Regions from separate parts of the Homo sapiens genome. Here region 2 is linked to region 1. The links are chromatin loops, found by intact Hi-C in ENCODE. Cell type or tissue: endothelial cell of umbilical vein. All regions are shown on one strand. Links, peaks and the distances in the headings refer to the core of each region. The heading gives the core; the rest is flanking DNA.

What was found. Hi-C counts contacts between places; a loop is a spot of excess contacts. Peaks named below come from ENCODE experiments on the same cell type or tissue, not always from the same donor. Only the 100,000 strongest peaks of a DNase experiment are listed, where the experiment ranks them.
Region 2: a loop joins it to region 1, with 4 times the contacts of the local background. A loop is called at or near these places in 2 of 110 quality-filtered maps.

What each region holds. Positions count from the first base shown.
Region 1 is chr7:33,803,896-33,811,650 of GRCh38, reverse strand. No RefSeq gene overlaps it. Among named protein-coding and RNA genes, the nearest start is that of FLJ20712, 82 kb to the right of the region's middle. In endothelial cell of umbilical vein, for the core only: a CTCF peak has its summit at 3,708; a DNase peak (open chromatin) is centred at 3,270; H3K27ac peaks cover 1,514 bases.
Region 2 is chr7:33,241,985-33,244,484 of GRCh38, reverse strand. All of the region lies in intron 5 of BBS9 (Bardet-Biedl syndrome 9), which reads right to left. Among named protein-coding and RNA genes, the nearest start is that of BBS9, 110 kb to the right of the region's middle. In endothelial cell of umbilical vein, for the core only: a CTCF peak has its summit at 992 (motif pointing left); a DNase peak (open chromatin) is centred at 934.

The sequences.
Region 1 (7,755 bases), core at 2,327-4,826:
CAGAGATTCAAATATGTTGGTTCATTTCCCCGGTCACACAGGTCAGGAGGTGAGGCCCGGATTTGTACTCATGTCTATCTTTCCCCAAAAGCCATGCTTCTCCCACCATATTAATCAAAGCAGAAGGGAAGTAAGCTTACTTATGAGTGTCCACGTTGGGCAGGCCAGGCCTTATGAGTTTACAACCTTGAATACATTCTCTTATTTAATCCTCATAGTAAAGCTAACTGTGATATTATTGTCCCCATCTACAATGAATGAGAACAATGGAGCTCAGAAAGGTTAGATTCTTCCTGGGCTAGGAATTGACCATTTGGTTGTTAGACCATGAGGGAGGATAGAAGATGGGGGCTTGGTGGAAGGGACTGGGGTGCTGAGATGAGAGGATGAAGACCCTCAGGAGGTCCATGGAAGAGATGACTTACAAAATTGTCTGGGAGAATTTTCCCATGTTGACAATCTGTGTGACCACATCAGCCAATGCCAGCTCTGAGGGGACCTAACACAATTTGCTGATGGATTAGATGTGGCGAGGTGGTGGGCAAAAAAGAGAGGACTAATGTATAACATAGGCATTGGCTTTGGCAACTGGGTAGATAGTGATGCCATTTCTTGAGACAAGAAAGACTGCAGGAGATGTGTTTTCAGGGATAAAATCAGAGTTCCAAAGCTATGCCGTTAGTTAACAGTAGAGTACTGTTTATGCTCAGATTTCAGCACTAAGTCAGAGAGAAAAGTTTGCAAAGAAGAATAAGGCATTATTCCTGGTCAGCTTTAATGCAGCAGTCATGCCCCTAATAAGCCGTAATACAAGGCAGAACAAGAGAGGTGGCTAGAGAGAAGAACTTGAAGGCTGTTCTAAATCCCTTAGTTTTCTATATACTCATTGGCCAATTAAGCAACCACACAAATCAATGCTTCACTATAAACCTTAAAATTGAAATCCTAACTTCAAGTCTAGGCCTAAGATATTGTAGAGAAGAGAATACAGTGAGAGCCCCAAAGAGGACAGCCTTCCATACTTGAGCATGTTGTTTGCGTGGCATAGCCTCAAATTGCATGAGAATCATTTATTTGTCTTTAGCCATCTGCTTCATGAGCTTTTCTTAGTTTATGTGGTAGGAAGGGAGGGAATGTGGTCTTGTGTTTTGCATCATAGGTTTCTGGCTTTGCAGCAAACTCAATGAGTGATCTCGGGTAAGATGCGGAGCGTCACTAGAATGTGAATCTACAGTTATCTGCCTTGGTTCAGGTGTATTAAAAAGAATAAGAATATACTGCACCATTTTGCAAAATATCAACAACTTCAAACAGCACTGTAGAGAGTTATGCAGACGCTGAAGTCCCATTTGAGAGAGAGCCTTGCCCTCATTTACAAATGACCTGAAAACTCCCCAAGATATGTTCTGAAGAAACACTGAGACAAAGGCCATGCACCCAGTCCTTAAGCCCAGAAATCTTGTCTCCAAGTACAGAGGTAGCAGTGGTAGGGAAAGAGTTTTTGCCAATTATTGGCTGCCTGTATAGAAAAGATGGTCTTGGCCAGGCGCAGTGGCTCACTTCTGCACTCCCAGCACTTTGGGAGGCCGAGGAAGGTGGATCACCTGAGGTCGGGAGTTCGAGACCAGCCTGACCAACATGGAGAAACCCTGTCTCTACTAAAAATACAAAATTAGCTGGGTGTGGTGGCGCCTGCCTGTAATCCCAGCTACTCGGGAGGCTGAGGCAGTAGAATCGCTTGAACCCGGGAGGAGGAGATTGTGATGAGCTGAGATTGTGCCACTGCAATCCAGCCTGGGCAACAAGAGCGAAACTCCATCTCAAAAAAAAAAAAAAAAAAAAGAAAAGAAAAGAAAAGAAAAGATGGTCTTTACAGAGAATTTGATTATTTATTTAATCAGGGACAGGGAATAGCCTTGAAGACAGTTAGCAGAAAGCACTTTTTAATGATGACAATTGTGACTCTACTACATGGCCAGTGCAGCAAAAGATGCTCTCTCTGCTAATTCACATTACAACCCCACAGGCAGAGTAAGACTGTACCCTTACTTTAGATATGAAGAGACTGGGTTAAGGAACTTGCCAGGGATCTTACAGCAAGTAGAAGAGCCAAGATGTGAGCATGAGTGCCAAGCTGCTCAACCCCCACATCCAGACACGTTTCTAATGCCCCACACTGCAGAAGGCAGATCATGTTTTTCCTCAAGGATCAAGTTCACTTGCCCTCCAATGACCTCCTCTGTGAAGAGAAGGCCGCTTTAGGTGATCTCTGAGGACCTCGTGAACTCTAGAACTGCCAAAGCTTATTGTGATTTTTAAGCCAAGATGTGTTTCACAACACAGCATAGGAGGAGAAACCTGCCTTTATAGATCCTCCTTCCATGTAACTATGAATTTACTGCCTTGATTTTCTCATTTCAAAAAATGGATCTGTACCAAGCATACCACTTACTTCTCTTAAAATACATACCATGTTGCTGACAAATACATTTATAATACATTTTAAAATAAAGATAAATAATAATGCCATGAGAAAAAGCAGGGGGTAAACAATGTTGCCAAATTTAATAAGGGTTTCACTCTTTTTTTTTTTTTTTTTTTTTTGAGATGGAGTTTCACTCTTGTCTCCCAGGCTGGAGTGCAATGGTGCAATCTTGGCTCACTGCAACCTCTGCCTCCCGGGTTCAAGCAATCCTCCTGCCTCAGCCTCCTGAGTAGCTGAGATTACAGGTATGCACCACCACACCCAGCAAATTTTTGTCTCTTTAATAGAGACAGGGTTTCACCATGTTGGCTAAGCTGGTCTCGAACTCCTGACCTCAGGTGATCCACCCACTTTGGCCTCCCAAAGTGCTGGGATTACAGGCATGAGCCACCGTGCCCAGCTGGGGTTTCACGTTTCTTTTAAAGGATTATTTTTAAAAGGCTGGTCACTATGTACTAAGCAGAGAAATGTCATCTGAGTCAAGGGGTGAGAAATGGGTTCTCACAAAGGCAACACACAGTCAGCTCAAGGGTAGCCCCATGTCTCACAGCCTCACAAGCTGTGACTTCCCACCTTTGAAGTATGGAAGCTAAAGTCTCACTAGATCCCCATAGGCAGAGTGGTGCCAGGAGTATTGATAGTGACAATTGAAATTCAATGTAGATTGACCATTTTATCTGTGCCAGGCAGCATGAAAAACTTTAGGAAGATGACTAAGATATAATTCTTGCCCTAAGAGCTCATAGTTTTGTCTGGTGATCTTTGACTCTGTTTCCATGGCAACACACTTGACTAATGACTTTCATATCCCTGGCACAGTAGGATAAAGTGCTCAGTTACACCTAATTCGCATTCTGGAGCTGTATCTCCACCACCTTCTCTCTCGCTCGCTCTAGCTCTCTCTCTTGTCTTTGTTCTCTTGCTCTCTTTCTCAGTTATCTAATGTTTAAATATGAAAAACAAAGCCAGCATATCTCCCTCACAGTGAGAGTGATCTAGCAATGATCTTAGCTTCCCTTAACTTGTAATAAAGAAGGAATGTGTTTGAACATGTTTGTACTTTATTTATTACTAGTAACCAGTGACCTGCAACCACCTCCTATTGTCTTGACATGCCAGTGTGTGGAGCATCACAGGAGGCTGAAAATCACTGGTCTTGTGGGAACTGAGCCTCAAGTTCAGGCTGCTGCCTCCTGCCGGGCAGGTTGTGCACCGCATGACTCCAGAGGGCGCCACTCGCACAGTCTACGATGGGGAAGGAACCCCACCCCCCGCCCCACTGGAGTTGTGTAATCAGGTGGTCTTACCCAAGTTGGACTTTGGGCCCAGCTTGAAAACCTCCTAAACACCCACTTTGAGCAGGCTAAGCTTCCATATCGCAACATTCCATCTGGCCAAACTACATGGACTCTTTTCTGCAAGGGAGTTTCTAACCTGACTTCTGACTTTGTAGGGAAGAAGAGAAAAGCAGGAAGGTTGATTTCACTCTAACCAGCTTTTAAGATGACTTGGTTTCTCATGAACCTGGGATCTTTAATATGGAGGAAAATCCAGCTCTAGAGGGAGAAGAACGAATGGTGAGAAGCAGGTCTCCACCCTCTTGCTTTCTATTGTCAAACAACAGGTCCCCAAAACCTAAGACCGATCACATGGAAATGACCCTATGCCAGTGCATCTGCAGATGTTGGAGCCATGGGGACCCTGAAGTGGGGGCAGTGCCAGAAGCCCATTCCAGGAACAGGAATTAGTTGCATCCCTGCTCTGGTGACAGTGGGTGATGTGGACAATAGCTGGCTCCAGTAGGCTGGGAGGGATGAGGGATATCTTGACTTTGTCAGGGGCTCTCCTATCCATGAAGCCTCCTTTCCCGAAAATGTGTTAGAGGGTTTATCAGTGGGGTACATCGGGCTGTCCTGTGAGAATGCCTCCCATTCCCCCCATAAATGAGCCCAGATGTTTCGGGCCATCTCCTTGACATAGCTTCGTTGGAGTTTCCATACAGAAAATGGCTACTCCCTGCCTGAGAAAATTTCCCAGCTGTCATGGCTGCTTCCATGTTCCTGACAAGCTGCTCCAAAAGTTATTTCAAGATGGAAGCAGCAGAAAGATGGATTAGCTCTGTCAACGGGGAGTCCTGAAGTCCTGCCATTCACTGAGCAAAGAAGCGTGTGCCTGCCATGGGCGGCTGATAAGGGAAGTGGACACAGGATAAACTTCAGCCCAGCCAGCTGACAAAGCTCAAATGCAGTCTGAAAGAAAACAGCTACTCCTGGGCCTCTGGTTTTTCAAAGCAAAGACTGTGGGCTTTGTTCGATTACCAGGTTGTTACCATCAGCAGAAAGCTTGCCATTCTGAGCTGCTGCTGCCTTCTGCAGAGACAACAGGACCAAAAAGTATCTCTTATAAGACAGTTTACTTGTAAGGAACCAGAAGCACAAGTTGCCACAAGAAATGCTCAGTCATCTCCTATGCCTCACGTCTCTGCCCCTCACCCCTAAACCATAAACCCCTCCACTCTTGTTCATTTTAAAGAGCAGAGCAGGGTTTTTACATAATGGACTTCCTAATGCATATCTCAGAACTGTGTAACTGCTAACACTTACTGGAGAGTTCAGTGTGTGCTTAATAAGAACAGTAAGAGCTTCACATGCATTCCCTCATTGAATCTTTACAACACACTGCTGTAATAACACAGCATTTTGCAGATGAGGAAACCAAGATGCAGTGTGGTGAGGTGCCTTGCCTAAGCACAGCAGACAGGTGGTAGCTCTGGGAAGTGCTACCAGGCTGGTCCTCTTCTGTTAAGTGCACTCCTTCTCTTGCCTTTTCTTACAAAAAAAAAAAAAATGTTGTGTTTACAGCTTGCAAAGGCTTTAGAATCTCTTGCCTGCATCACAGGTTTGGAGAAGCACAAGTTGCATGTGCTTCCATGCAATAAAATAATAACCAGACACTAATAATTCCCATGATTCCTTTCAGAAATCCCTGTGTCTGTGTTTGTCCCTTTTGAAAGGATTGTCCAGTTTGCTTGTTCCTATCTTATCTTGGTTAATTGAGCCAGATTTTACTTTTTCCTGGCTCCTTGAAACTCTCCCTGGCTAGATAAGCCTCAAGGGTTCTCTCTCCTTGCTATTAGTCACAATTTCCTAATGTTGAGCTTCTGCCAGGAAGACAGAGGAGGCAGCTCCAAACGCAAATAACTAGTTTGTGTGTGGGACTTTGGCAAAGTGTTGGTCACTTACAAAGGCTACACACAATTGGCCCAAGGACAGCTCCATGTCATTTTCCATCACGATGGAAAAAAAAAGTCTGTGTTAAAGTTGCTTCAAAACAGCTAGTTCCTTAACTTCTGTGGGGATAACTGGGCAGACATCTGAAGCCAGTGTACTGGGTCTCCGCAGACCTCTGGCTCGTCCAGGGGCTTGCCCCATCAAGGCAATGCACGCAGCTGTTACCTAAAAAGAACTGAGGGTCCATTAGGAAAAGTCGGCCAACCGTACCAAGATTTGCAAATGAAACATGTTAATCTTGTGCCATTTCTTTAGCAAATATTCCACACCTTGCAATGCAAGGTCCAGAACCAGAATACAAAACTGCACATAAAACTGAATGAAAACTGTTATCGAAGACAGCAGTTTTGAATTCTTTAAGTATGTTTCTCAAGTGACCATTATTTTTAACAGACATAGAAACACAATAATTTCATTAATGGCTTTCTCCTTATCTCTCTAATAATAAATACCGTATTTCTGTATGCATTCATTCAACAAGTATGTCACTGAACCCTTACCATGCACTTGCAAGACAATACAGACACTAAGATAATACACTGAGCCCATTGAGGAGTCCACTGTCCCATCCCATGGGAGTGACACACAATATATCAGGAAAGACTGGCTAGAGTGTGCTACAGTAACAAACAATACCAACTTCTCCTCGGCCTAAATTAGCAAAGGTTCTTGCTCATGTTATGCACGCACTGTGGATTGGGAGGTGCCTAGGCTGATGGAGCAGGGGCCATCTTTAACATTGCTAGTCACCATGCTAGAAGAAAAAAGATCTCTCAAGGCTCTTGTACGGGCAATTAAATGTGCCATCCTAGAAATGAGACTCATCTCTTCTGCTCTCAATTTGTTGCCCAGTACTGGTTATTGGCCCCCATCCAACCACAAGAAGCCCAGAAAGAGCAATTCTACCTTACAATTAGATGGGAAGATGCATCAACATTTGAAGAGCAGCCCTAATGAGTACCACACACACATTAGTTGGTAATCATGATACCATGTGAAAAGTGCTCTAATAGAAACATGGAAAAAAGAGGGAGCAATAAACTAACAAACTTCACGGAGTCATTACAAAAGGTACCCAGAGGCAGTGGCATTGAGTTTACTCTTAGATGATAAAAAGGTGTTTTTCTGAAAATGCATATGGGCATTCTAAGAGAAAGAGTGCTGCAAAGACAGGGAACATGAAAAAAACACCTTTTATCTGAAGGCAGTGGAAGGAAACCCAGGGTGGCCAAAGCAACGAAGGTGAGAGAAGCAGAGAAAAGAGGGGCCCGTTGTGAAAGGCATTTGTCTTCTCAAGGAGTTCCAGTTCATCCTACAGACAACAGAGAGATAACAGAAATTATCCTACAAGGGACAGTCACACAGAGGTGCACCAGGAATATGTTTATTTGTTTTTCAGGAAGATAACACAGAAGACACATGGATGAGGAACTAGAAGAGAGAGAAAGGCCATTAAGAAGCCACGGCTGTCATGGAGGTAAAGATAGTGAAGCCGGAGCCAGACACTGCCAGGGGGTCTGAGATGTAAGCGGCATATCTGAGGAAGAACTGATAAAACTCTAATGTGGAAGCTGGTGACAAGGGAAACCTTCAAGACCACCGCAAGGCTGCTAGCTTAAGAAATGAGGTAAATGCTGAACACCATCCCCCAGGCAGGGATTCCGCTAGAGAATGCAGAGGTTTGAGGCAGGAAGATGATGAACTTAGGTTTGTACAGGTTGAATTTGAGGTGCCCCTGGAGATTCAGGTGGAGCTGTCCCTGGGAATGCAGGACCCAGGAGTCTAAGTTCCTAAGGCAATATAATTTGGAGATTGATGTAATTTGGGATTAATGCATGTAGTTGGCAGTTGAGCCCTAGTCATAATGACAGTACCTCTTGGAGAAAACACATGGAAACATTCTGAAGTGTAACTTGGTTAGTCACTACCTTTGTAAAACTAAGTATAAGAAGTTCAGGCCAAATAATTTGGGAATATCTC
Region 2 (2,500 bases), core at 1-2,500, 560 kb after region 1:
TCACTCTTTACATACCAAAGGATAGAAAAGATCCCAGAGGAAGGTTAGGAAAAAATGTGCCAGGAAGTTGGAAATGGTTCAATTCAGAAATGTCAATTTTTATTTGCTAAAGTACTCAGTAAAACAGTGATTCCCAGGCTCATGAATTTCATTCACCTGTAACATTTCAGAAACTACTGGAGAACATCGTAGGGTTGTCAGCCTTGTGAAAAGCCCATCAGGATGTTTGTTTGTTTATTTGTTTGTTTGTTTTTTGAGATGGAGTCTCACTCTGTCACCCAGGCTGGAGTGCAGTGGCACAATCTCGGCTCACTGCAACCTCTACCTCCCGGGTTCAGGCAATTCTCCTGCCTCAGCCTCCTGAGTAGCTGGGACTGCAGCCATGTGGCACCACTTCTGGCTAATTTTTGTATTTTTTATTAGAGACAGGGTTTCATCATGTTGGTTGGCCAGGTTGGTCTTGAACCTCCTGACCTCAGGTGATCTGCCCGCCTCAGCTTCCCAAAGTGCTGAGATTACAGGTGTGAGCCACTCCGCCTGGCCCCAGTCAGGAAATTTTTTAAAGAAATAGATTATAATCACCAATATTCTCTTAAAAGACAATACTAATACAAATAAGTAGGAAGTAAAAAATGTCATCACTAAGTGTAGTCCTCTAACTGAATAAATTTTAGCTTTAACTTACTTACATTAGCTCTTTTTCGTCCATTATCTTAAGACCATCCAAAACTTTAACATAGGATAGTAATTGAGAACCTCTGTTACAACTCAGCATTAACCATTTTTAAGGAACTTGGGAACAACTATTATAAAGAACTCAGAAAACAAACACAAAAAGTTTTTCTCTTCCAGGAACAAAAGAAAAACTGGTTCCTATTCAGGCCTAGGTGAGGAAACAGACATTTTCCATAAATATTCTGACTTGTTAAAATCTCACTACTCTAAGAGTTCTGGAATCAAAAAGTGAGACAAAGGCTCCCTCTGCTGACAAGTAGGCAGTACGATCCCATTAAAAATCTTCCCAATATTAATTGGATACTGCATAGGCTTTTACTATTCTCTATCAAAGACTGGCTTTATTTTATGCCTTAAAACAGGAATTCAGCTGCATCAGATATGAATGTGAAGGACATGTGTAACTATGTAACACTCCTTGTGTATTCCAATAGATATTTCTAAATCAGCTTTCAAAATTCTTGGTTTCTGCTCTATGCTCTAAAAGTTAACTGAGCTCCAATGTCATACAAGGAGGAAATTAAACAAGGAAGGCTAAAGAATTGAGACAGGTTTTAAGAGGGTTTGAGGAACAACGGTAGCAATCTATGAATACATTGATGACCTTTTCTAACAGAAGTCCAATGAAATTAACAGAACCAAATGAAAGACTTCCGAATTAACAGTAATAGCCATTTACAACGTGGTCCATACATTATTAGCACATCCAACTATTCTATAACTTGGGAACGTCAAGAATTATTGTCCTCATTTACTGTGGAGAGACCTAAGGCTCAAGAAAGTTCAAATGATTTATTAAAGGACACACAGCTGGTAAGTAGCAGGGCCAGAACTCAACACTACGTCTTCTAACCTTCCTACTGTTTCTCCAACTGAATGTTATGCATAGTGTAGGTACCTAATGACATAATTTCTAAATTCCTTTCTGATTCCAAATTTAACATGGTCTATCATTACCATAGCATTTTATATGCTTATAAGTAACATCTAATTTAAATATAAAATGTTAAATATTTCACTTTAGCAGACAAAACTTGATGCTGAATTCTTTGTTAATTGCTTGCAAATGTAAATAAAATCAAACAATAAGTAGGGGACAAGTAGAGGAGGAGAATAGCATATAAGACCCTGATTCTCAGACTAAAATTACTGTATAAAATGTTTGTTCAAAGCAGTACTTTTAAGTACATCAATATGCTGCAAAAAAAAAGTAAATAAAATTTAGAAGCTAAAAACTAAGTAAAAGTGTGAACCCCATAAAGGTAAAAAGAGCTGTTGGGCATTTTCCTAAATCAGACAACCATAAGCTTCAGTTTTCCTGCTCTCAAATGAGATACAGTAAAGGAGAAAAAACTTGTGGACCACCTTTTGTGGAGAATCTAGTAGATCCTCATATTGACTTTATCTCCCCAGTACAAAGCAAAGACCACAAAGAGCTCTACCTCTACTGTAAGGAGAACTTGTAAATAGCATTCCCCCTCAAGCCCAGGAGAAAGCAAAATAAAGTACACATCTCAAAACCTGGAACCAGATGAAGGAAAAAAAAATCTATCCTAGGAATTCATAAACCCCAAACTGATTTTAATGTGGGTTTGCAGACTAAATTCATTCTATTGGACGACCCAAGAAACCTCAGTCTGTGATTTTAGTATAAAGTGATACTGGGTTGGAAGTACCACCAAACATCTGACAAAAGATTACTCAAATCTTTGAAGAAAGACACCAATCATTCCCATTGATAATGTTCAAAAGAATATGACCTCAA